5 separate regions of the Homo sapiens genome follow, and regions 1, 3, 4 and 5 are each linked to region 2. A link is a loop called in an ENCODE intact Hi-C map of the cell type or tissue named here. Cell type or tissue: endothelial cell of umbilical vein. All regions are shown on one strand. Region 1 has its middle 42 kb from the start of CDYL-AS1. Region 2 overlaps CDYL (chromodomain Y like). Region 3 overlaps PRP4K (pre-mRNA processing factor kinase PRP4K). Region 4 holds the start of LOC124901247 (a long non-coding RNA gene). Region 5 has its middle 180 kb from the start of LINC02533.

Region 1 (5,000 bases), 200 kb before region 2:
CGTAACGATGCTCAGCATTGAGTGTGCTATCCTGACTAGTGCGAATACTCCATTGCTTGACTTCTCCTGTGTCCGGAACGTTACACTTCTGGTAATACATTGTACGATTGTATTTGTCTTTTTCAAGACCACTTAACACCTTCAGCTTATATAAATCTCGTAGCTAACTGAAGCCTCCAGGTTTTTTCACATGAAGTGTTCACATAAATCATGGATCTCCCAACCTATTTTCATCTTTATGAGTAGTTAAGACATAAATCCTTCTTACAGTATTAAAGGGTGCTAGTGTATTAAACTACCTAAATAGCCAGCATGCCTTTTAAAGGGGCTATCATGATCTAATTCAAATGGTAAGAATTCCAGGGTCTATGTCAGGTGCCCCTGGCTCCCTCTGTGTCTCATCCCCTTCCATTATGGATCCAAAAAACATGTCTTGAAATGTTGCCTCCTGGCCGGGCATGGTGGCTCATGCCTGTAATCCCAGCATTTTGGGAGGCTGAGGTAGGCAGATCACTTGAGGTCAGGAGTTCGAGACCAGCGCCTGGCCAACATAGTGAAACCCCATCTCTATTAAAAATACAATAATTAGCCAGATGCGGTGGCATGCACCTGTAATCCCAGCTACTCAGGAGACTGAGGCAGGAGAATCACTTGAACCCCAGAGGCAGAGGTTGCAGTGAGCCGAGATGCAGGTTGCAGTGAGCCAACATCGCACCACTGCACTCCAGCCTGAGTGACAGAGAAAGACTCTGTCTCAAAAAAAAAAAAGAAATCATTGCCTCCTGCAAAAATTAATATGCAAGAAAATTCAAGGGACTAGTAATCTGTGGAAGGAGGGGGAAGATGGTAATGTTTTATTTCTTTTCGGTGTCAATTACATGAGGTCATTTTATTTTATAATATATTCTCTTGTATGTGTGAAATACAAATTTTAAATATGTGATAATTTAAAAGTAATATGTAGAGTTGATTTAAAATAGGAAAAAATGACTGGGCATGGTGGTCCATCCCTGTAATCCCAGCACTCTGGGAGGCTGAGACAGGAGGATCACTTGAGCCAAGGAGTTTGGGACTGGCCTGGGCAACATAGCAAGATCCTGTCTCTACAAAAAGTACAAAAATTAGCTAAGCATGATGGTGCATGCTTGTAGTTCCAGCTACTCAGGAGGCTGAGGCGGGAGGATTGCTTGAGCCCCAGAGATTGCAAATGTAGTGAGCTCTGATTGTGCCACCGCACCCCAGCCTGGGCAACAGAGCCAGACCCTGTCTCTAAATTAATTAATTAATTTAATTTAATGGGAAGAAATGTCTGGGCACTGCGGCTTATGCCTGTAATCCCAGCACATTGGGAGGCAGAGGCTGGAGGATCACTTGAGGCAAGAAATTCAAGACCAGCCTGAGCAACATAGCAAGACCCCATCTCTACAAAAACATTAAAAAATAAAAAATTCACTGGGCATAGTGGTGAATGCCTGCAGTCATAGCTACTCAGGAGGCTGAGGTGGGAGGCTTGCTGGAGCCTGGGAGGTTGAGGCAGCAAATGAGCTCTGGTTGCACCACTGCACTGCAGCCTGGGCAACAGAGAGAGATCCTGTTTTTTAAAAAAAAAGAGGGGGGGATTGGGGGGGAATTCTCAGTATCCCTTCAATTTTGAGGGGAAAAAAGGTAATAAGAAAAAACAAGGAGAAAGCAATAGATAAGCAAATGAAAGGGAGGAAAACAGATTCAAGTTTGAAAAGGAAAATGAAAGAAAAGATAGCGGCCTGGAAGACAGGCAGAGATAGGAGGATTAGATGGAGTATTTGGCTGAACAGGGACAACAGAGGTGGTGAGGAGTCCCTGCGGCGCTGCAGAGTGGGAGAGAGCGGAACAGTGAAAGCTACTTCGGATCCTCCAAGAAACGTCAGCAAATCCATCCTATTCCTCAGCATTCTGCTTCAGCCACCTAAGGCAGTCAGCCTCCCACTGCCGTTCAGCCTGTGTGGCCCAGAGCCAGGAAGCACGTTCCCTCGCAGCTCTGGGTACAGATTCCCTATACACATGAGTGTCTCCCTCCCGGTGACTCAGCTGCTGTGCTTTCCTCTCCTTCCCCAGGGCCTGAGCAGTAGCCTGCCTGATGATGATCAAGCAGAGCCCTGCAAGTTTCAAGAGGAATGTCAGTGACTCTTCACTGAAACCCCCCAGGTAGGCATGCAGTGACAATCCAGGGCTTTCCTGGACACATTGCAATCCTAACCTCAGGGTAAAAGCCATGTCCCTGTTCCGCCACAGCATGGCAAAATCAATTCCAGTTGGATTAAAAAGTTACATGTTTTTAAAAAAATGAAACCGTAAAAATGTATGTGACTCAGATAAAGTAAAAAAAAAAAAAAGAAAAAAGTGAGTGGTTATGTGTTTTTAAAAAGACAGAGATCAAATGGATAAATATTACACAAGACTAGTCTAAATTGTTTGGTGTACACCATGAAATACTTTTTTCAACCTCTGGCTCCAAATCTCCAAACTTTTGTCCCCTTCCTTACTCCTTGTGCTGAACAGACAGCCTTTTAGTCACTCAGTTTTAAGAGAAACTTCATTCTGGTCATTAAGACTCCATCTCAGGTATGAAAATTTCAGTAAGTGAAGGCAAAGATTAATTTTATATTCGTTTAAAGGCTTTTCCCGTCCACCTAAGGCCAGGCTTGCAGTCCCTGTTCTGGAAGGTGGGCTGTTTGCTCTTTCTGCATTTTACTCCTCTTCTCCTCTCTCTCTGCAGTTTCTTTTTCTTTTTCTTTTCTTTTCTTCTTCTTTTTTTTTTTTTTTCTTGAGACAGAGTCTCACTCTGTTACCCAGGTTGGAGTGCAATGGCACAATCTCGTGTCACTGCAACCTCTGCTTCCTGGGTTCAAGCTATTCTCCTGCCTCAGCCACCCAAGTAGCTAGGATTACAGGTGATGGCTAATTTTTGTATTTTTTAGTAGAGATGGGGTTTCACCATGTTGGCCAGGCTGGTCTCGAATTCCTGGCCTCAGGTGATCCATCCGTCTCAGCCTCCCAAAGTGCTGGGATTACAGGCATGAGCCACCACGCCCAGCCCTCTCTCTGCTGTTTCCCCTCTGGCGTTGTCGGGAAGGGAGGGGAAAGGACTAGGGGAAAGGTGCCTTTATGTAAGTCATGCAGCTGTCCTGACAGTCAAACTCTCTCTCTGGGAGGGTCCCCTTGTGTGGGCTCAAGAGACCTTTGAGGGTCTCTCCAGGGCACTGTTGTCTGATGCATACTGGGTCATCTCAGAGTCCCACTCCTAGGCTCCTGCCAGCTCTCCCCATCACAGCCTGGGGCACATGATGCAGGGGGCTCCCCACCAGACAGCCAGCCACCTTGGGCGGGTCACCAGCCAGATGGCCTGAGTCACTGTCTGCTGCATTCACTTGGCCCACAGCACATCCTTCCACTCCACATTCCAGATGGGGAGAGTGTAGCTGCTCTCTCTGTCTGCTTTCTCTTCATCCCGCTGGGACGGGCTGCTGCAGCAAGACTTTTGCATTCAGAATTCTCTAGATGAAAAGGAGAGACCAGTTTCTATGTTCAGTTAGACTCCTAATTCAGGAAGGGGAGGGCACAGGGATGGGAAGTTGGGGGATGGGGATGGAGGGAAGATGGGGATGGGGAAGAGGATGGGTCCACCTCTCTCAGAAACTTTCTCATTATTCTGTGCTAGTGTCAGCACCAGATGGGCCTTCAGACCCCAGCATCTCCGTGAGCAGTGAGCAAAGCGGGGCACAGCAGCCTCCCGCTTTACAGGTAGGTCTTGGTTTCTCCCAGTGGCAAGCTTGGAGTCCATCTGGCAAGGAAGAGCCCATAGGGGAATCGCCCCACACCACACTCTCCCTTTACATCTGTCCTGTGCTTGGGTCCCTTTGGTGGTCTGGTGAAGCTGTGGACTCCTTAGAATGATGTTTTTGGCCGGGCACAGTGGCTCATGCCTGTAATCCCAGCACTTTGGGAGGCCGAGGCAGGCGGATCAGCTGAGGTCGGGAGTTCAAGACCAGCCTGACCAACATGGAGAAACCCCGTCTCTACTAAAAATACAAAATTTGCTGGGCGTGGTGGCGCATGCCTGTAATCCCAGCTACTTAGGAGGCTGAGGCAGGAGAATCGCTTGAACCCGGGAGATGGAGGTTGCGGTGAGCTGAGATTCATTACATCGTTGCACTCTAGCCTGGGTAACAACAGCGAAACTCTGTCTCAAAAAAAAGAAAAAAAAAAGGACGTTTTTAAGTTTATAAAATAAAATATACAGGACTACAAAGGTTATCAATTACATTGAAATGCAGTTATCACAATCATTTGAAAATGTGTACTCTAGTAATAATGCTTCTTTTTAAAAAAAATCACTTTATTAGGATATAATTGACATACAAAAAGCTGTACCTATTCAGGCCAGGCTCAGTGGCTCATGGCTGTAATCCTAGCCCTTTGGGAGGCCTAGGTGGGTGGATCGCTTGAGGAAAGGAGTTCGAGACCAGCCTGGCCAACATGGTGAAACCCCATCTCTACTAAAAATACAAAAAAATTAGCCAAGCTTGGTGGTGCACACCTGTAATCCCAACTACTCAGGAGGCTGAGGTGGGAGAATCACTTGAACCCAGGAGGTGGAGGTTGCGGCGAGCTGAGATCGCTCCACTGCACTCTAGCACGGGCAACAAGAGCGAAACTCCATCTCAAAAAAAAAAATAGTTGTACATATTTAATGTATACGTGCACCCCCATGAAACTATCACCACAATTTATGTTATAAACATATCCATCATCTCCAAAAGGTTCCCCCGCCCTCTGTATTTATGTGCATGTGTGCACGTGATGGGGGGGGGTGGGATGAGAGCACCTAACAGTTAAGATCTACCCTCTTGGTAAATGCTCAAGTATGCAAGTTCTGTTAACTATAGACAGCATGCTCTCCAGTAGCTCTTTAGAACTTGTATAAGGGAAATGTTGTACCCTTTGACCAAGCCCTCCTGTTT
Region 2 (5,000 bases):
TTCTCTTTCACTTTGGAGGAAATATTTCTGATTCATAATTCTTCATGCTCCGCCCTCAGAGAACTTCTGCCATTGCTAATGCTACTAGTAAAGTCTGATCTAGTTTTCTTACATTTCATTCCTTTTTTCCCCATCCACTCTACATTCATCACCACATTGGATCATATTTGGACAATTCATACAGACAGGAGGATAATTATTTGCATTCTTAACCAGGCACAGTGGTTCATGCCTGTACATCTCAGCTGCTTGAGAGGCCAAGGTAGGAGGATCACTTGAGGCCAGGAGTTTGAGACCAGCCTGAGCAACATAGCAAGACCCCATCTCAAGACCCTGGCAAAACACAGTTGCTGCTGTTGAGCTGTGACATACGAGGGAACGTTGGCAGGATGCTTTATGTGGTGGGGGAGAGGAGAGCTATCTTCAGCTGCTTAACAGGGCTGTTTGAAAAAGGAGTGGAACTGGAACAAGTAGATGGACTTTCTGATAGTCCCTCCCAGGGCAGCTAGAAACAACTCCTGAGTGTCCCACAGGGGTGGTGGTCTGAAGTGGTGGCTGCCACACAGCTCTATGACCCGCAGAGAAGGCTGGCTGCATCCACGTGTCTATCCAGTTTATCTTGCATTTGGAAAAAGAAGTTTCGACTAGATGGCCTTGACTCTAATAATAAGATGTTTTCTTGATTATTTTCCTTTTTTCTTTCGGCTTCTCAAACCTGGAATAGATACTCTCCATGAGACCCATTCTGTCTTGATTCTGTCCTTTAAAAAAATCTCTAACTATGTAGCTTCCTTTCAATAAGTACCTCTCCATCTGTATTTTTTAGGCAAGGTGAAACAAAAGAGTGACTTTCTTGTCAGAGCTTGAAAGAGAGCAAGTGGCTTTAAAAGTAGACTTTGGCTTTCTAAAGGTTCTAAGTTTTAATATTCTTATATTCGTTTAATCCTAAGTGTGTAATGAACATCTTTATCCAATTCAAAGATGACACCTGGGAGTGAACTGGTGGTGGGACATCACAGACTACTGTGATTTCAAACTCTCGGCAGGTACATCTCCGTTCATGGATGCATTAACAGCCAATGGGACAACCAACATACAGACATCTGTTACAGGAGTGACTGCCAGCAAAAGGAAATTTATTGACGACAGAAGAGACCAGCCTTTTGACAAGCGATTGCGTTTCAGCGTGAGGCAAACAGAAAGTGCCTACAGATACAGAGATATTGTGGTCAGGAAGCAGGATGGCTTCACCCACATCTTGTTATCCACAAAGTCCTCAGAGAATAACTCACTAAATCCAGAGGTGAGAGGCGCTCTTGGGCTGGCGTGGGCTTCGCGCTTCTCCCTGCCTGATTTCCAGGCCTGCCTGGCTGAACTGGCTCTTCCTGTGCTCTTTCTAAACCTCCTTTTGGGCCATCTCCCGATGCCCACCAGAAGGGAGGGAGCAGAGGGGAAGTTGCGGGCTTTGCTCCATGTCCCACCTCCAATGGCCGTGAATTCAGGATGCTTGGCCTGTGCTGAGTGTCCATCCCCATTCTCCCGGGTGTGGGTCCACCCAGGCCTCTGTGCCTCTGTGGTTCACCTCCTGCCTGGAAGCTCTTCATCTGGCGGGCACGGGGCTCCATGAAGGCACGTGGGAAATGTGTGTGCACGCGCTTTGCTTTAGCTTTCATCAGATCCTTAAAGGGTTCTTTGTTCAGACAGAATTTAAGTGCCCCCGGGGATCCCAGTCCCTTCAGAATATTTATCATCTTTCCAGTCCCCAGATACTCCTCAGCGGTTGTAGCAGAACACACAGCAACAGGGATTTCCACACATGCTCATTGCTGATAGTGCCTAGTAAGTAAGTTTTCCAGAACTGGTTGTTGGAAAGGTTAGAACATGAATTTTGTGAAGTTTCTAGAATCGGGAGTATTTGAACCTAACCTATATCTTTCCAAAATTTTAAGTCCTAGTAGTTTGTGAGTAGCTAGGTTGAGTTTTGTCCAGACAAGAAAACTTAACTACAGAAAGTCTGTGTGTTCGCCCGGGGTCACATAACAAACCAGTTCAAAGTTGGTCCTTGGTACATTTTTAGACTGCAGAGTCCCTTCATTGATTATTTTTAAATGCTTCACAGAGATCATTTAAAATGATTTTATGCCCTAAAATTACCAGTCCATGCTAATGTGCTTGGACTTAACGCACTTACGCACCAAACTATTTTCTGTCCCAAGTGTAATAGGGTAGTTTTTAAAACAAAACAAAACAAAAAACAGTAGAACTGAATGAGTTTCTTTCAACTGGTTTGAATGTGCCACCTGCTGTCCAAACTGGAGAAATGCCCAGTGATATAATAAGCAACTTGCCTTATCTAAGAGCCGCAATTTGCCTTATCTAAGAGCCGCAATGGCTGTATAAATACTAAGATAACGTAGATTCCCATGTCTTTTTAATTATACTCGAGTTATGTAGTTATATTTTACTCCATCCCCAGCATCTCAATCTCTGGTTACAGAAAATGAGACATTTGCAAATTAATTAAAATCATGGTAGATATCAGTAACTGTATCAGGCTATGATGCATTTTTCACAGATGCAGATTCTCCAGTAATAAAATGCTTTTAGGCAGGGTGCGGTGGCTAATGCATGTAATCCCAGCACTTTGGGAGGCCAAGGCAGGAGGATCACTTGAGCCCAGGAGTTCAAGACCATCCTAGACAACATAGCAAAACTCCATCTCTACAAAAAAAGTTGAAAAATGAGCCAGGCATGATGGCACAAGCCTATAGTCCCAGCTACTTGGGAGGCTGAGGCGGGAGGATTGTTTGAGCCCAGGAGTTCAAGACCACCCTAGACAACATAGCAAAACTCCATCTCTTACAAAAAGGTTGAAAAATGAGCCAGGCATGATAGCACAAGCCTGTAGTCCCAGCTACTTAGGAGGCGGAGGCGGGAGGATTGTTTGAGCCCAGGAGTTAGAGAGCACAGTGAGCCTTGATTAAACCACTGCACGCCAACCTGAGCAACAGAGTGAGACTCTCTCCAAAAAAAAAAATGCTTTAAGATTTTAAACCCAAAATATTCTTTGCCACTTTAACTTCTGGTGACTTTCAGGTAATGAGAGAAGTCCAGAGTGCTCTGAGCACGGCCGCTGCCGATGACAGCAAGCTGGTACTGCTCAGCGCCGTTGGCAGCGTCTTCTGTTGTGGACTTGACTTTATTTATTTTATACGACGTCTGACAGATGACAGGAAAAGAGAAAGCACTAAAATGGCAGAAGCTATCAGGTATGTAAAAATGATGTTTTTTAAACATTGGTTGGGTGTTTTGTTTTTGGTAAACCAATCCTGATAGAATGGGCCTGACCAAGCCTTGAGAATAAGATACACATCTTCTCCCATGGAGAGACACGAGCAGCAAAATTAATTAAATCATCTGTCTCTTCTATGGGCCTGCCATAAATTACTACTTGCCTTGGGCAAAATCTTTTCTATGGGCCTGCCATGAATTACTACTTGCCTTGGGCAGATAACTGATTTCAAGGTTGGTTTAAACCCTGCAAGTGTTCGGAGAATGTTCTGATGATTAGAGTAGATGATCATGGGTAGCCAGAGTTCCTATTATTTGTGCCGTGAGTATGTTCTGTCCTCAACCCCTAGATAAAGATCTCTTCCAAATAGTAAGTTACCATTTGCTCGACTCTGAAGTAAATTGTCTAGGCTTTATGATGAGATAGCTCCGTAACACCACATGGAGAGTTTTGTTTTTTGGTTTTTTTTGTTGTTTTTTTTTTTTGTTTCTTTAAATACAAGTAGTGCACATTCTTGTTCAGTTTCATCCTAAGTTCCAACTGGACAGAGAACCAGATAGTAGGAAATAAAAAGCAGAAGTCCTCCTTGTCCCTCACTCCCCTCAAGGTATCCAACATTCATTGGTGTGTCTTCCCCAACCTTTTTCTGAACATTTTGTTATAATTTTCAGTTTAATTTTTTAGACTTACTTTTAAACTCAGAAGTAAAAATTGTATATACTTATAGTGTACAACATGGTGTATTGAAACACGAATACATTGTGGAATGGTTAAATCAAGCTAATTAGCATATGCATTACCTCACATACTTACTATTTTGTGTGTGTGGTGAGAACACTTAAAATCTACTCTCAGCAATTTTCAAGTATAAAAATACATTAACTGTGGTCACCATGATGTACAATAGATGTCTTGATCTAAGCATTTTCAAATTTTTATTTCATATATACACACAAATAGTATCAATTTAGTTCTGTTGTTGCTTTGCAACTTGCTTTTTTCATGTGACAATATGACTTTGAGATATTTCTATTTCCTTGGTTGTTGGATTTTCCTCTGCTATATGATAACATATATCAGCAAAACTTTCTCTAAAACCACTTAATTCGTCTAAAATCATATCCCCTCATTTATCATGCTAATCACTCCATGTATAATTAGAAGTGTCTGATTTTTCGGAGATGAATTTTATTTAAAATGGATGAAACCTAGTCATCAACATGAAAGTTGGCTATGCTTCTCTACTCACCTCCCTAAAATGACATATCCCCAGGTGGCCCCCATAAACCCTTTGTGCTTGCCTTTTTAACTTACAGAGGATGAAAAATGAAAGAAAACGTAGACTGGCAAAATGGCAGTAAAGTAAGTTGGATCTTTTCCAAAATCCCAGATTTCTGGAGGGCTGAAGTTGAACTACTTTTGATAGTTACTAGGCTCCAGCTGAGCACTGCCCTTGGTGCACTGGGCTTTCTAGCACCTAAACCCTTCTAGAGCTTGCACAGCAGGATTGGTGTGGTGGGTAGGGGGGCTCTTTTTTCTGTTTTGTTGAGTCTGGGGTAGGCAGGGACGTCTTTCTTTGACTGACACCCAAGATGGCTCTGATGGGCACCAAACAGCCCATCACAGGAGTCCTGGAACCCACACCTCTGGGTTGAAGGGGATTGCCTTAGCCTCTCATGACATATTTAATCATTTTCAGAATTACTAT
Region 3 (5,000 bases), 880 kb before region 2:
GATCCTATAGTCAGCAGTTGTTCCTGGCATTGAAACTCCTTAAAAGATGCAATATCCTACATGCAGATATCAAGCCAGACAATATCCTGGTAAGTCAAACAGCCAAGCTGCGCTGTACATCTTGAACATACATTTCACTTCTTACTAGCAGTAATATTATTACTATGAGAAACGACATCTTAGAAGCATAGTTCAGTATATTAATAACCTATTTCAAATGACTAATACTTTTTTATCTTTCTTGGAAATCGGACAGTGAAATTTTATTGACAAGTATGAAGAAAAAGGAAATGTACAATTGTCCCTTTTTTTCTCTTTTGACTGATAGATTTAAAGTGTGCACCAATCCTGGAATGCTTTACTGTAGTAATGAGTTTCTTCTGTTATCTTTAGAAAAATGCTGCACATGTTGCTGTTTTGAAATAAGGAGTGTCCGTACTCTTCTGTTTGCTAATTTTATAGCTCCCTAAGCTGTGGCTCCTGGGGGCTCAAACACAATAAAGCTCAGTTGTGGTTAGGTATTATATTTAAAGGCATCGCTTTTGAAGTTTATTTTATTTTATTTTTAAACTTTCAAGTTCAGGGGTACATGTGCAGGCTTGTTACATAGGTAAACTTGTGTCATGGAGGGTTTGTACCCACTTTTCCTGATCCTCTCCCATCTCTCACCCTCCAGCCTCTGACGGACCCCAGTGTGTATTGTTCCCCTGTGTGTCCATGTGTTCTCACCTTTTGAAACCTTAATTCTCTTCGACTAGTGACTTCTGGTGGTAACAGCAGATTTCACAATGTATATGTTTTTAAAATTTTGAAATACATACATATTATCATAGTGATGTGATTAATGCACACACACACTCCTCCCCTCCCTGGCCCCATTACTTTACCCTGTTTTGTGGCCTTCAGTTTGGGTCGTGTTCGCAACTTGGAGAATTCCAGCTTATATGCTGGTAACATTCTGCATTTCATTTTTTTAAAATGGGTTCTCTTTATCAGTTCTCCTACAGTTGATGCCTAGGAGAGATCCTGAAGACTAAAAGCTAAGCGTGTAAGGTGTTCTTTATTGGGAACTCTTGGAGCTATAACAAAATAAATACTTTTGATTTTTTCTTTTGTTTTTTTTGTTTTGTTTTGTTTTGTTTTGAGGTAAGGTCTTGTTCTGTCACCCAGGCTAGAGTGCAGTGGTGCCATAATGGCTCACTGTAACCTCCAACTCCTAAGCCCAAGCAGTTCTCCTGCCTCCGCCTCCCCAGTAGCTGGGACTACCCACAGGCACATGCCACTGTGACTGCCTAATTAAAAAAAATTTTTTTTAGAGATGAGGTTTGGCTGGTCTCAAACTCCTGGGCTCAAGCAATCCTCCTGCTGCAGCCTCCCAAAGTGCTGGGATTATAGGTGTGAGCTACCATGCTTGGCCAAGATAAATTCTTTAAAAAATGGTGATCTCATTAAAGTTTAAGGAGTTTTTTTTTAATCAATAACTAAGCTATTTAATTCATATTTCTTTTTCTTTTTTGTTAATATCTTAAAATATTTCCTTTATTTCCTTCCAGACAACCACATTAGTAATGAGGTGTATTCCATTTTTATGTTTGGTCTGAATTATTATTGTATTGTATATCTAATGTAACTTGGAGTTAGGGGAGCTGAGTAATTTCATTGAAATGGTAGGTACATTAAAAATGAAGTATAAATTTGTGTGGCCAATTTCATAGTTGATTTTTACCTCAGTTTTTTTTATGAGACACAGCCTTGCCCTGTTACCAGGCTGGAGTGCAATGGCGTGATCTCGGCTCACTGCAACCTCCAACTCCCTGGTTCAAGCATTTCTCCTGCCTCAGCCTCCCGAGTAACTGGGATTACAGGCAGGGGCCACCACGCCCAGCTAATTTTTGTATTTTAGTAGAGACGGGGTTTCACCATGTTGGCCAGGATGGTCTTAATCTCCTAACCTCGTGATCTGCCCGCCTCGTCCTCCCAAAGTGCTGGGATTATAAGCGTGAGCCAATTTTTTGTTTTTTAATTGTGAAATACATGGTTCATGTCAAAGAATATGCAAAACATGTACAATTTAAAAGGTCATTTACAGTGAGCGTCTTTGTGACCATTGTGGAGGTTAAAGAATAACACATTTGCCAGTGTCACAGAAGAAACTCTTGTTTTTAAAACCTAATGCTAAACTAGTATAGGTTTTCACATACATTTAAGAAATGTTTTCCCGTCTTCCTGGGGAAGGAAAAAATAGACCTTAATGACGGAGCTGATTTTTGTTAATGAAAATCCAAAGCCTTTAGCTCGTAATTTCAGGTATCAGTGTGGTTTAAGTACCACATTCCTCATGACAGGAGCAGAAGTTGTGTAGCAAACTGAAGTGCATATGAGTATGGATACCCTGCTATTCTTTAAGGCATTTTAGCCAGCCCAAGAGTTCCACTGATGGATTCTAATTTTAAAATGGTTCTTAAGTTTTCTGTGGGTATTGAAACTGCTTAAGTAGCTGAATTCAGCTTACACTTTAAAAAGTTTTAAAATAACTTTTCTATTTTAAGATGCTTTTCTGATTCCCAAGATGAAAAGAATAGTAATCAATGTGGGAGTTAAAAATAATCATTTCTGTTCCTATTAATAGCTTAACTCTGGATATCATTTATAATAGTCCAGTCTCCCCATAGAGACTGCCTAAGGCTATAGTGTTATGCTGCTTTGGGGTGGGAGCAGTAGGCCAAGTTCAAGTCCCAACTCGGAATTTGTGTGTGTCTCTTTTGAAGGGGGGAAGGGACTCTGGAATATGAATTATCTTCACTTGTTAATCCTGAACATGCCTCTGACTCATGAGTGGCAGCAGTCATGGGAGCAACTCCAGCCTTTCTCAGCAGATGTCACTATTACTGTGTATGTTGAAGTATTTACAAAGGAAAAAAGAAACAAATGACTAATATAGAGTTCATGTTTATCAGTTTTGCCAGATATATTTAACATTTTCTTGACTAATACCTTCTTTATATTTGAGGGATTTAATATTTTTTAGACTTGAAGTGATTGCTAAATTTGGGATCATATAGCAGCTTCGGATGAAGAATATTTTGTTTTTGTCCAAGTTTATTCTGAATCACCCTTCTGCTTTCATTGCCATTGTAATTCTCTGGCAACTGAAAGTTAAGTCTGATTCCTTAGTTATAAAACTTGACTTTATTCAGGTATTCAGGGTCTTTTTAGAAGATGCTTTGCTTCATGAAATTAGATTTTTCTCTCAGTACCCCACCCTTTTAAAAATGCAGTTGTTAAAATTAAATGTACTTTGTGATATCCATTTCCTCACTGAAAACAGTTTTTACTCATTGTAATGAATATTTGATACATATTAACTTTTCATAGTTAGGAAATTGAATTAAAAATAAATAGAAAAGGAATTTTTAAATGAATGTCTTTGTTCTCAGTATTGGAATTAATAAAACTTTTCAAAGCCAATAATTTTTATTTATTTGTATTAATTATTCCTGGCTTGAATTAAATTCCCTTGAAAAAATGTTTTGCAGGTTAATGAATCCAAAACTATTTTAAAGCTTTGCGATTTTGGGTCGGCTTCACATGTTGCGGATAATGACATAACACCTTATCTTGTCAGTAGATTTTATCGTGCTCCTGAAATCAGTAAGTTTCTTAATGTTCTTTGACCTGGGCCATCATATGTGGTGGAAACCGCATACTTAATGTCTAAGCACTGTTTTCCATCACACTTCAGCAGCTGCACGAGTTCATTCATGAGGAAGGGAACCATAGCAAGTTCATCCTCCTCAGGTGGAATGAAGGTAGTTGTGACAGGAGTCTTGATCATGTCGGGCAAGAGTAGCAAAACAGTTGTGGAAAATCCTCGACTTTAGAAGACTGCTCTTGATTATTCAAGGTCTGATTATCACATTTATGGATTGTATGGGACCTTTGTTTTTTCCTGTTGCCTTGGTTGAGGCTGATTAGCACCTCCACCAAAGGCGAAATGAGAAAAGAGAAGAAATACATATTTTCTTTTGCCCTTTAAGTTCCTCCCCTACACCTCCATTTTTTAAGGTTTTTAAGTTTGAGTCTCTATTAAGAATTAGTGGGAAAGAACACAAAACTAATTGTCAAACTAAGGCATGAAGATTGTGGTTATAGTCCAAGCTAAGGTAGCCAGCCCCTCATTAATGGAAATAAAAATTAATAGTCGTCAGTTTTCTCTATCCTCGTATATTAAAACTTTGATTTTGTTTTCAGTTATAGGTAAAAGCTATGACTATGGTATAGATATGTGGTCTGTAGGTTGCACCTTATACGAACTCTATACTGGAAAAATTTTATTCCCTGGCAAAACCAATAACCATATGCTGAAGCTTGCAATGGATCTCAAAGGAAAGATGCCAAATAAGGTAAGACATTAGCATGAGCTTCTTTAAGGTCTTAGTTTCTTATTAACTGACAAGACTGCTGACACTTGCTCACCACTAGTGAGCTATAAAACAAAAATTTCAGAAAGGTGGGTAGATGGCTATCATGATTTCTTAGGGTCTTTCCCTTTTCTGGTGTTTTAAATTAGTGGTTCTAATCAGCCAAGCGCTAAGGATAAGAGAACTTGTTCAATGATGGACAGAGAGCAGCAATATTTTGGGGATACACCCTTATGGGTAAAAGTTTCAAAATGTTTGGAAGACAGAATGGAAAAAGATGTAAGTTGAATTAGGTAAAATACAAGAACATGCTTAGTGGTCAGAGAATGAATAGGTGAATATTAGATATTGTAAGAGGAACTTGATGTTAATTAATTTATTAAAGATTGGAGGTTATTTGAGAAAGTAAGGTACCTTTCTTGGTACCTTTTCTTATTTAATATCTTTCTAACTCACCGCTGATACTTCAGCTATAATGCTAGTTTCTGTTTAACATGAAGCAAGAATGTAAGCATTTATTAAAGTATCTGAGGGCCATAACTTAGCTTTTTTTTTTTTTTTTTTTTTGAGACGGAGTCT
Region 4 (5,000 bases), 470 kb before region 2:
CTATGAGCTCTTAACTTTGGTGCTTTTTCCAACTGTGCTATAATGAACATTATTTCTTTTGTCATTGAAAAGGGATAAACTGTATTTTCTAAAACAAAACACCAGCCTCTGGTGTTTGGCCTCCAGAGACAGCAGTAATAGTTTTGATCCATGGCTCCCAGGAAGGGATGGAGGGCAGCTGGCATGCAGGAGACAGAGCATCAACGAGGAGCTACAGCAGTTGGCTTCTGGGTCCTGGAGCTCCACGGAAAACTCTGCAACCCTGGTCATCATTGGCCATGCTGCAATGAAGACAGCATTAGTTGAGATCAAGCCTTCACTGCAGAAACCACAAGGCTCTGTCTCATTACTCCCTCTTAGGATGATGCACCATACCTGGTTCTCTGCCGTTCTGTGACACACCTTTGGTCTCCTCTCCTGCTAGCAGTTGGCTGGAACCGTTTGGCTGAAATACTCTGTTAGTTCTTACCTTTTGTTATGAGTTCAGTTGTGTCCCCACCAAACCAAATTCATATGTTGAACTCCTAACCCCAAGTGACCGTATTGGGAAATACAGTCATCGCAGATGTAATTAGTTAAGTTAAAACGAGGTCCTTAGGGTGGACCCTAATCCAATATGACTGATGTCTTTATAAAAGAGGAAATTTAGGCACAGAGACATGCAGAATGTGGACACATCCTCTACACAGGGAGAACACCACGTCAAAGTGAAGGTTGATGTTACACTGCCACAGGAGTTCCCAGGAGCTGGAAGACAGGCCTACAACAGATCCTTCTGTGCCTTCAGAGGAAGCATGGCTCTGCCAACACCTTGATTTCAGACTTCCAGCCTCCAGACTGTGAGATAATAAATTTCTGTTGTTTAAGTTCACTCAGTCTGTGGTACTTTGTTATGGCGGCTCTAGCAAACAAATATACGCTCATTTTCTCACTCAATGTCATGTCTTCCTCTTTCCCTCTTTTCCAAAGAAAAAAAATGAAAGCCTTCCAGATGTGTTCTGCTATGGTCCACAGGCTGGAGGGTGCATGGAACCCACCCAGAGGTGCTCTGCAATCAGCAATTCAGTGAGCCATTCACAGTCCAACCAGTTGCCTTCTGATGAGAATGCATCACACCGCATGTGGGGAGGGCCATGTGGGAATTCTCACACCTGTTGCCTAGATGCCTGTGTCTGGTTAGAACCACTGCATGCTTTCTTTCAGTGAGTATTTACGCTAGGCACCAAAAAACAATGGCAAGAACAAACATTAGTGTGATGTCAGTAAGAATGAAACCTAAGTTACTATACAGATTAAATTATAAGTTTCTCTGGATGTAAAAAAGTTCCCAAATGTAGTGTAACAGGTTAGAAATTCACTTCTCAATCACGCAAAAGTCCAAGCAAGCATGGGGACCTTGCTTGTGATGTGTGTCTTTCTTATGAATTGAATTTTGTATCTCCCCGCAAACCTGCAAAATTCATATGTTGAACCCCTGATGTGATGACATTTGGAGATGGGGTCTTTGAGAGGTTAAAGGTTAAGATTGAATGAGGTCATAAGGGTGGGGCCTTTATGCAATAGGGTATGTGTCCTTATAAGAAGAAGAGACACCAGAGATCTCTGTCTGCCTTGTGAGGGCACAGCAAAAACTCAACCCTCTGCAAACCAGCAGGAGAGCCCTCACCAGGAACCGAATTGGCTGGCACCTTGATCTTAGACTTCCCACCTCCAGAAATAAGCTCCCATTGAGAAATAAGCTCCCGTTGTTGAAGCCATCCTATCTGTGGTATTTTGTTATGGCAACCCGAGCTGACTGAGACAATCGTCTTGCCTGTCAGCCTTGACCTTGCTGCTCTGTGGCATCCCCATTTCCATGATAGCCCCTGTCACACTGGCATTCCACCCAGCAAGAAGGAAGAAAGAGACAGGAGCACACACACCTTCCCATGGAGGTGAACAGCATACCACACAGCCCCTCAGGGCCCACTGGCCAGAATTCAATCACATGGCTGCACTCAATGCACTGGAAGCTGGAGAACAGAATCTTTCTCTGTTCTTCAGCCTGTGCCCAGGTTAAAGATTCTATTTCTTTTTCTTTTTTCTTTTTTTTTTTTTTGAGACGGAGTCTTGCTCTGTTGTCCAAGCTAGAGTGCAGTGGTGCTATCTTGGCTCACTAAAACCTCTGCCTCCCAGGTTCAGCAATTCTCCTGCCTCAGCCTGCTGAGTAGCTGAGATTACAGGTGCAACATGCCCAGCAAACTTTTGTATTTTTAGTAGAGACGGGATTTCGCCATGTTTGCCAGGCTTGTCTCGAACTCCTGACCTCAGGTGATCCGCCTGCCTCTGCCTCCCAAAGTGCTGGGATTACAGGCATGAGCCACTGCGCCCGGTCTAAAGATTCTATTTCTATAGAAGAAAGGGACAATGAATATTAGGAAATAACCTGCTGTGTGGCCCTTAGTGACCAAATAGATTCTTTATGAGATGACCTTTTTGTTAAGGTGGGAAAACTTGAGCAGTGCACAGTTTTCCTGGCACTGGAGAAATCTTTCAGCAAGGTGCTATCTGGAAAAGTGGAACCCTGGTCACATGGGAGGACATGGAGTCTCTCAGGCACAATGAGCCATGACATCCCTTTTCCTCTTTCTCTTAGGTCTACATTGAATACGTCTTTGCTGCTCTGGGATCCATCCTCCAGTCTTCAGTCAGCTAAGAAAATGACCTGTGGGCACGTTGGCTTCCTTTCTTCGGATTAAGTGGTTGTTCAGAGAGAGGCTGAGTCTGATTGTTTACACAAGAAGGAAGTGAACACTGGCTGTGTGCCTGGCACTGTTAGGAGCCATCAAACCATGTCCAGAAAGGACGCAGGGAAAGGAGATGTCGATGTTTCCAGACATTTTGTGATGTGAAGAGAGCGCCTGAAGGTAAGTTGGGAAAAACGGTTCTAGTTTTTGTTCTGCTGTTTTCAAGTTTGACTTCTCAGAACCAGTTTCCTCGCCTATAACATGAGACATTTGGATTCTATCTATAAACTTTGGGCTCTTTCTGTAACAGAAACTACCACCTTATCTGGAAAAACAATTATTTTCCTTTTTTTTCCTTTTATCCCCCTTCTTTCTATGCTAGGTTTTTGATGATGCTTAACTCACGTGCTTTGCTTAAAGAACTGCAGGGACTGACCTGAAACGCTAAGCATGGAATCCAGGTTGCAGAACATCCCACTCTGGAAAGAAGGCTGAGCCGTTCATCTGTATTCCTGTTGCAATCAAGCTAATGCCAGCCAGACCACCAGGTGGCCCATTATTCAAGACAGTCATTGAGACTAGACAGACTGACCAGCATGTATTCAGCTCTTGTACATAATTCCCCCAGACTCCCCCTCGCATAACACCCCTGGCCAGCCTGAGAAATTCGAGATGGTCTTTGTGACACTAGCCCACCATCTCCTCAGGTTGCCAGCTCCTCATAAACCTACTTCTCCTCCGACCAACTCTTGTGTCTCCAGTTTGGCTCTCAAGGAGCGAGCAGCCGAACCTAGGTTCAGTGACATTTCTAAATGCTATGACATACAGGCTGTAAGCACTCACAAGGCAAGCAACATGAACTCAATTCCCTGAGTCATGGGAAATGACGGGCTCCTATGACTACCTTTGTTTAAAGTGAAAAGGAAATACAGGTAAACTTAGAGTGCCCAGAATTGAGATGGAAAGCTTTTATTCTTGGGGAACTGTAAGTAAGATGATGTGCATGTGAAAAAAACCCACAAACTACAAGTCCCAAAGAGTAGTGGAAAGCCTGCCCTTTAGATTGGAACAGTGAGCCCAATGGGCAAGGGTTCCAGTTGAGACTCATCCTGTGGAGTGGAGCCCAGGTTTCCATAAAGGTCCCACGATGACTGGAAGTGACTTCGCAAACCCCACCCCTCTACTCCCTCCATGCTGCATCTCAGGGTCAGGGCTGGGGCAGGAAGCAAATTGCACACCTGTAACATGAAGACAAGCGAAAGGATTTAAGGTGAAGAAGGTTAGGATGGAAGCCCTCCTAGTAATTCATTGGTGTTGGAGAGATGACTGTATTTCTACCTCGGTGAAAGCCAAGCTTTTAATTCAATATCACTCCAAAAACACAAATTACAAGTTGTGTGATACACAGACGATTAACCCACCTAATAATTAAATTAAAAAACACTTTTTGAGGGAACAAATTAGATTATGTTTTCCGAATCAGCAGCTTAGAGATTTTTATTACCTATTAATAAAAATTATCTAAACATCCATCACCATAACTTTTCCTCTACTTTGTTTCCATTTCTTTCTTTCTTTTTTTTTTTTTTTTTGAGATGAAGTTTCACTCTTGTTGCCCAGGTTGGAGTACAATGGTGTGATCTTGGCTCACTGCAATCTCCGCCTCCTGGATTCAAGTGATTCTCCTGCCTCAGCCTCCCAAGTCGCTGGGATTACAGGCATGCGCCGCCAAGCCTGGCTAATTTTTTATATTTTAAGTAGAGACTAGAGACAGGGTTTCACCATGTTGGCCAGGCTGGTCTTGAACTCCTGACCTTCAGGTGATTCACCCGCCTCGGCCTCCTAAAGTGCTGGGATTATAGGCGTGAGCCACCGTGACCAGCCTTTGTTTCCATTTCTATAGTATAGTTTCAATTTTGTGTCTGTGCAAATAAAAGTGTCCAGCAATATGAAAGAAAAAAAATTTTTAGGCTTTTTACATTTTTCAATTGTTTTCTTCAGTGTGTCTTGATTCATTTTTTATTTCCCTCTTCAGATTCTCTCCTAGTTTTGTTGTGTTTTTTTTTAAGTTTTAATCAGTGATTCACCATCAATGATTCTCCACCTTATAGCTCTCCTCTTCATCTGTAGTAACACAGTGCTGGCACGTAGGAGGCACTCAATGAATATTTGACAAGCGAATGAACTCATGTCAATGGTTCTCAATATTTGGAATAAAGGCCACTTTAGGCATGTGGTGATAGCAATAGATTCTTTCCTCTGGTAATGGAACAC
Region 5 (5,000 bases), 620 kb before region 2:
CCAATAATAACCTTTAATCTAAATAGATCACATTCTTCAATTAAAATATATAGACTGGCTGAATAAATTTTTAGAAAAATGAGACCCACCTCTCTGCTGCAAATCAGTAGTGATTCTATACATTAACAACGAGCTGGCTGAAAAAGAAATCAAGAAAGCAATCCAATTTATAATAGCAAAGAAAAAAATACTGAGAAATAAATTTAACCACAGTAGTGAAAGACTTCCACAAGAGAAACAATAAAATACTGATGAAAAAAATCGAACACGATAAAACAAAATAGAAGGACATTCCATGTTCATGGATTGAAATAATTAATATTGTTATAATGACCAGGCTACCCAAAACAATGTACAGATTCAATTCAATCCCTATCAAAATGCAATGACATTCATTACAGAAATAGAAAAAGTAATCCTAAAATTTGTTTGGAACCACAAAATACTCCAGGTAACCAAAGCAATCTGAGCAAAAAGAGCAAAGGTGGAGGGATCACACTACCTGACTTCAAAATATATGACAAAGTTATACTAACTGAAACAGCACAGTAATGAAATAAAAACAGACACGTAGACCAATGGTAAAGAATAGAGGACCCAGAAATAAATGCAAAACAATTGTTTGGTGGTCTATCTTTTAGCAGGTTGATGTAGGTATTATTGTTTTTAATAGATTTCTTACTGGAGTTATGAGTAGATTGCAGAACACAATTACAGTATTAGAGTATTCTGGGTTTGTCATGTACTCAATTTTACCAGTGGGTTTTATATATTTACACTTTTTTTTGTTTGTTTGTTTTTGCATGTTAGTATTTTTTTCTTTCAGTTTGAAGAGCTCTCTTTAGCATTTTTTGTCAGATGGGTCTGGTGACAAATTCTCACAGCTTTTGTTGTTTGGGAAAGACTTCTCTGCTTCATATTAGAAGGATAGCTCTGTTGGATATAGTATTCTTGGATGACAGTCTTTTTTTTCTTTCAGAAGTTTGAAAATGTCATTCTACCCCCTCCTGGCCTGTATGATTTCCATTGAAAGGTCTGTTGGCTGATCAATTGGAGCTCCTTTATATGTTATTTGCTTCTTTTCTCTTGCTGCTTTTAAGATTCTCTACTTATTTTTTATTCTTGAACATTTGATTAGGGGTAGAACATTTTATTCCAGGGGTAGTCTCATTTGAGTTGAATCTGCTTGGTGTTTTCTGACCTTTCTGTACCTGGTTATTTATTTTTCCTCAAGTGTTAAAAGTTTTCTGTTATTATGCCTTTGAATAAACCTTCTATCCCTTATTCTTACTCAACTCTGTTTTGATCACCAGTAATTCTTAGATTTTGTTTTTTAAGGTAATTTTTTATATCTTTTAGGTGATCTTTGTTTCTTTTCATTTTTTTCTTTTCTGTGCATTTTCAAAAAGCCTATCTTCAACTTAACTGATTCTTTCCTCTGCTTGATATCACCATTCTGCTGTTGAGAGCCTCTGTTGCATTTTTTAATTCAGCAAATGTATTTCTCAGTTCCATGATTTCTGTTTGATTTTTTAATTATTTCAATCTTTTTGTTACATTTCTCTGATAAATTTCTCAATTGCTTTTCTGTGTTATCTTAGAGATTTCTGAGTATTCTTAAAACTGCTATTTTCAGTTTTTGATCTGAGAGCATACATATTGCAGTTTCATTAGGGTCAGTTACTGGTTTATTGTTTTGTTCATTTGGGGAGGTCATGGTTCCCCATTTGCTGTTGTTTTTTGTAGATGTACATTTACATCTTTGCATTGAAGGATTATTTATTTCAGTCTTCTCTGCCTGGATTGTTTTGGGTTTTATTGGATAAGTTTTCCTAGAAATGCTTTGTAATTTAATTGTAGATTATCTTTTTTTTTCCCCAATGATGTTGTTGCCTCTTTTTTGGCACTAGATGGTGCCTTAAGCCCAGGGTTGCCTCAGTTGTAGTAAACAACCAGAGTGCTGCCCATTCCAAATGGGAGAGATCTCAAAGGGGACATCCTGGCAGTGTGGGAAGGCTGGCTAAGAGTTTATGCCCAGGGGACCTGTGGAACAAACCTTCCACAGTGTAGTGCTGCTGCACAGCCACACTAATTTGGCATTTCCTTTGGCCTAGTTACATAGTAAAGCTTCAGGGTCTGGGAATGGTAATACCCCCACCTTTGTCACTGGCTGTAATCAGGGTTATTTCTCCTTTCAGGCACTCCTGATGCTTCCCATGGGTTGAGACAGGGACTGTTGTAGTAGGGAGCCCAAGTTGGTAAAGAAGCTGGTTGTGCACCTCAGTCTCACTTTTTCCAGTGTAGAAACTGTGAGTCAGGGAGAAATTTTTCTCATGCTTGGTGCTGTGCCAGGCAGACTTGGAGGGAAGGGTGTCATGGATACGGTAGTCCTTTTACTATCTGCCCCGAGTGATTTCACAGCTCTGTTGCCCTGGGAACTGTCTCATTCTGATATTTGAGTTCTGGGATATTGCTGGCAATAATCTCAGTACTGTGTATTTGTTTTTGGTTTTTGTGGGGAGAGTGAAACCAGCTTGCTTTTACTCTGCCATTTTGAAATCAAAAGTCCTATTATACTATCTTGATTACTTTAGTAGTGTTATTAATCCAACTTTATTCTTTTTGTTCAAAAATTGTTTTAGCTATCCTAATTCCTTTTCCTTTTCACCTGAAATTTAGAATCAGCATGTGTACATATATGGCTGAACTTTTTATTGGAACTGCAGTAAATTTATAAATGTGTTTGGGGAAAATTTTCATTCTTACTATGTTGAGTTTTCCAATCAATGAACATTGTGTATCTCTGCTTTTATCTAGATCTTTGATTTCTTTGATTTCTTTCATCTGTGTTTCATAGTTTTCAGCATATAGATCCTGTGAACAATCATAAATGCTGTTTTTTTAACATTCAGTTTCAAATTATAATTCCTAGTATATAGAAATGATTGATTTTTATAAACAATTATTTTTCAGTAAAAATAAGTGACTTTTCTTTATAGACTGTTTCTGAAGGATTCTACTTTATGTTCATGGAAATTACACTCTTTTAATCCTGAGATTTTATGGATTGCTGAAGTATATAATTAAATTGTGTAGTCATTATAATATGTACAGGTGGCAGAAACAGGTTGGGAACAAACCCAATCAACTCTTGGTAAGCATACAAATAAAACAGGAAGAGCAAAAGTATATCAGTGTATCACAGTAGACTACTGGGCTATAGGGATTCAGCATGGTCATGAAAAAATAGAGTAAACAGAAGGTCAGTCAGTTAATCTGGAGAGTCAGCTAAGCGAAGGTCATTTAAGAGAGCTTCTACTGAAAGATCTACACAAAAGAGACAAGAAGGCAATAGAAAGGCCCAGTTCCTATGATTGCATTTAAACATAAAACTAATGCTATATCTTGAGAACATAAGAAACATATTTTATACTCGTCACAATATATCTACTGAAGGAGCACTTATAAAGAAGGAAAAATAGCTATTACAATCATGTTTTTGAAAAATAATGATGGTAGGAAAGATCATAATTATAATACTAAGTGAAAAAAATCTTAGGATACAAAAATGTTATGTACAATACAATATTACTCCCAATTATACAAAAAAGTATTTTTAGAAGAAAGACGAAAAATACATCGAAATGTTTATAATAATTATGTATGGCTGTTGGGATATGGTTGGCATTTATTTACTTGTTTTTGCTGTTTTTACATTTTTACAGCTTTTACAATGCCTATGGGTTATTTTTACAATCAGAAGAAGTGTCATTTTTAAAAGAAGAAGAATTCTTTCTATACTTTATTTGCCTCATTGAGATATCTGACAACAGTATCCTCATTGTTCTCTTTTGTTGTAATGAAAAACCATTTCAGGATTTTGGCATTTCCCACCAATTCCCTATGCCTTTTAAGGAACCAAGCAAGCTTCAGTAGTCTCTGCCATTTGATAAGTTACATTAATGATTATGACAACAATAATTGTACAGGCTTTGCAAAGCTATTTATTTAATAAAATCATTACTATAAAGACTTTAAAGAACTACAAGCAAGGGTCAGGGCCAACTTCATGATTGTCCCCTTCATAGTCATCCAAGTCTTCAATTTAGCTAAGGTCACAAGCCCCATGTAGAGAGTCAAACCAGAAACCATTAAATACAGTTATTTCACTCTTTCTCCTCATTTCCTTGCATAGGCTAACCTTAGAGTTTGCTGGCAGGTGCTAGAGTTATACATAAAATTCCAGATCAATAGCCGGGGAATTTAAAAAGAAGGTGCAGAACATCATACAGAATCTAAGGCTATTCTCTCTCCCAGTTAGTGGTTCTTTTCTTTGTCGGTTTTCTTAAATGAGTGGTTCTTAACCTTTCCTGGATCATAATATTTTCAGTCATTTTATGTAGACACTCAAATTTCCCTAAATTCTTGCATCAACAAATCCATTCCCTCCCCCAAATCTATTACCAATGCACTGGATTTATTACAGGCACATGTTTCACGTCAGTCCCCCATAGGTAGCTTTAGCTCAGGCTCTATCTCCTCTCACCTTCACTGTGCCAGTAGCCTCCGAAGTGGGCTCCCTAACTCTAGTCTCCTGAGTAGCATCCATCTTCCACACCAACACACTGCAGCCATTTTCCTGAAAGCAAACCTGATCATTCCCTCCCTCACTTGAAGCTATTCTTGATGAAGCCCCTTCCTTTATTTTCTGTGGCTAAGGGGAATGCGGTGGTATTCTATCAACTTACAATATCACAGCCAGGCAGAGGAGGTCAAAGGATAGAGGACAATTTCACATGCTAAGTGAGCATGCCTTTCTTTTTATTCTCCCCTTTAAAGCAATGATAGTTGGCTTGAGCTGTGTTTCAAATAGGAGAATCATTTGCAGGGAGTCATTATGTGTCTCTCCAAGGATCACTCTTCCTGAGACAGATCCATTGATCTACTTGGGGATCAGGCTTAGAAAAGTGAGCCACAGTGATCTGGGCCACATCTGTGAA

The links. A loop is a pair of places that touch in the nucleus more often than their neighbours do. Peaks named below come from ENCODE experiments on the same cell type or tissue, not always from the same donor. Only the 100,000 strongest peaks of a DNase experiment are listed, where the experiment ranks them.
Region 1: it touches region 2 in a loop (2.9-fold over the local background); 4 of 110 quality-filtered maps call a loop at or near these places.
Region 3: a loop joins it to region 2, with 16 times the contacts of the local background. A loop is called at or near these places in 4 of 110 quality-filtered maps.
Region 4: a loop joins it to region 2, with 6 times the contacts of the local background. A loop is called at or near these places in 5 of 110 quality-filtered maps.
Region 5: it touches region 2 in a loop (19-fold over the local background); 43 of 110 quality-filtered maps call a loop at or near these places.

The regions. Positions count from the first base shown.
Region 1 is chr6:4,731,065-4,736,064 of GRCh38, forward strand. It overlaps a transcript of CDYL not described here. Among named protein-coding and RNA genes, the nearest start is that of CDYL-AS1, 42 kb to the right of the region's middle. RefSeq lists enhancers at 952-1,842, 1,843-2,732 and a silencer at 3,913-4,111. In endothelial cell of umbilical vein, no CTCF peak of the experiment used is centred here; a DNase peak (open chromatin) is centred at 2,017; H3K4me3 peaks cover 188 bases.
Region 2 is chr6:4,934,469-4,939,468 of GRCh38, forward strand. CDYL (chromodomain Y like) reads left to right here. Exons shown (of 7, transcript NM_004824.4): 3 at 1,047-1,303; 4 at 3,097-3,269. Among named protein-coding and RNA genes, the nearest start is that of LYRM4-AS1, 67 kb to the right of the region's middle. In endothelial cell of umbilical vein, a CTCF peak has its summit at 2,301 (motif pointing left); a DNase peak (open chromatin) is centred at 2,283.
Region 3 is chr6:4,052,785-4,057,784 of GRCh38, forward strand. It overlaps PRP4K (pre-mRNA processing factor kinase PRP4K), which reads left to right. Exons shown (of 15, transcript NM_003913.5): 11 at 1-89; 12 at 3,537-3,651; 13 at 4,252-4,403. Among named protein-coding and RNA genes, the nearest start is that of FAM217A, 24 kb to the right of the region's middle. In endothelial cell of umbilical vein, a CTCF peak has its summit at 2,870 (motif pointing right); a DNase peak (open chromatin) is centred at 2,867; H3K27ac peaks cover 993 bases.
Region 4 is chr6:4,463,699-4,468,698 of GRCh38, forward strand. The region is part of intron 2 of LOC105374894 (a long non-coding RNA gene); the gene reads right to left. It overlaps LOC107986561 (a long non-coding RNA gene), which reads left to right. Exons shown (of 3, transcript XR_001743939.2): 3 at 970-1,081. LOC124901247 (a long non-coding RNA gene) reads left to right here and starts at 1,115. Exons shown (of 3, transcript XR_007059419.1): 1 at 1,115-1,202; 2 at 2,636-2,906; 3 at 3,109-3,680. RefSeq lists an enhancer at 2,928-4,127. In endothelial cell of umbilical vein, no CTCF peak of the experiment used is centred here; a DNase peak (open chromatin) is centred at 2,743.
Region 5 is chr6:4,311,211-4,316,210 of GRCh38, forward strand. No RefSeq gene overlaps it. Among named protein-coding and RNA genes, the nearest start is that of LINC02533, 180 kb to the right of the region's middle. In endothelial cell of umbilical vein, CTCF peaks have their summits at 1,896 (motif pointing right) and 2,098; a DNase peak (open chromatin) is centred at 2,331; H3K27ac peaks cover 958 bases.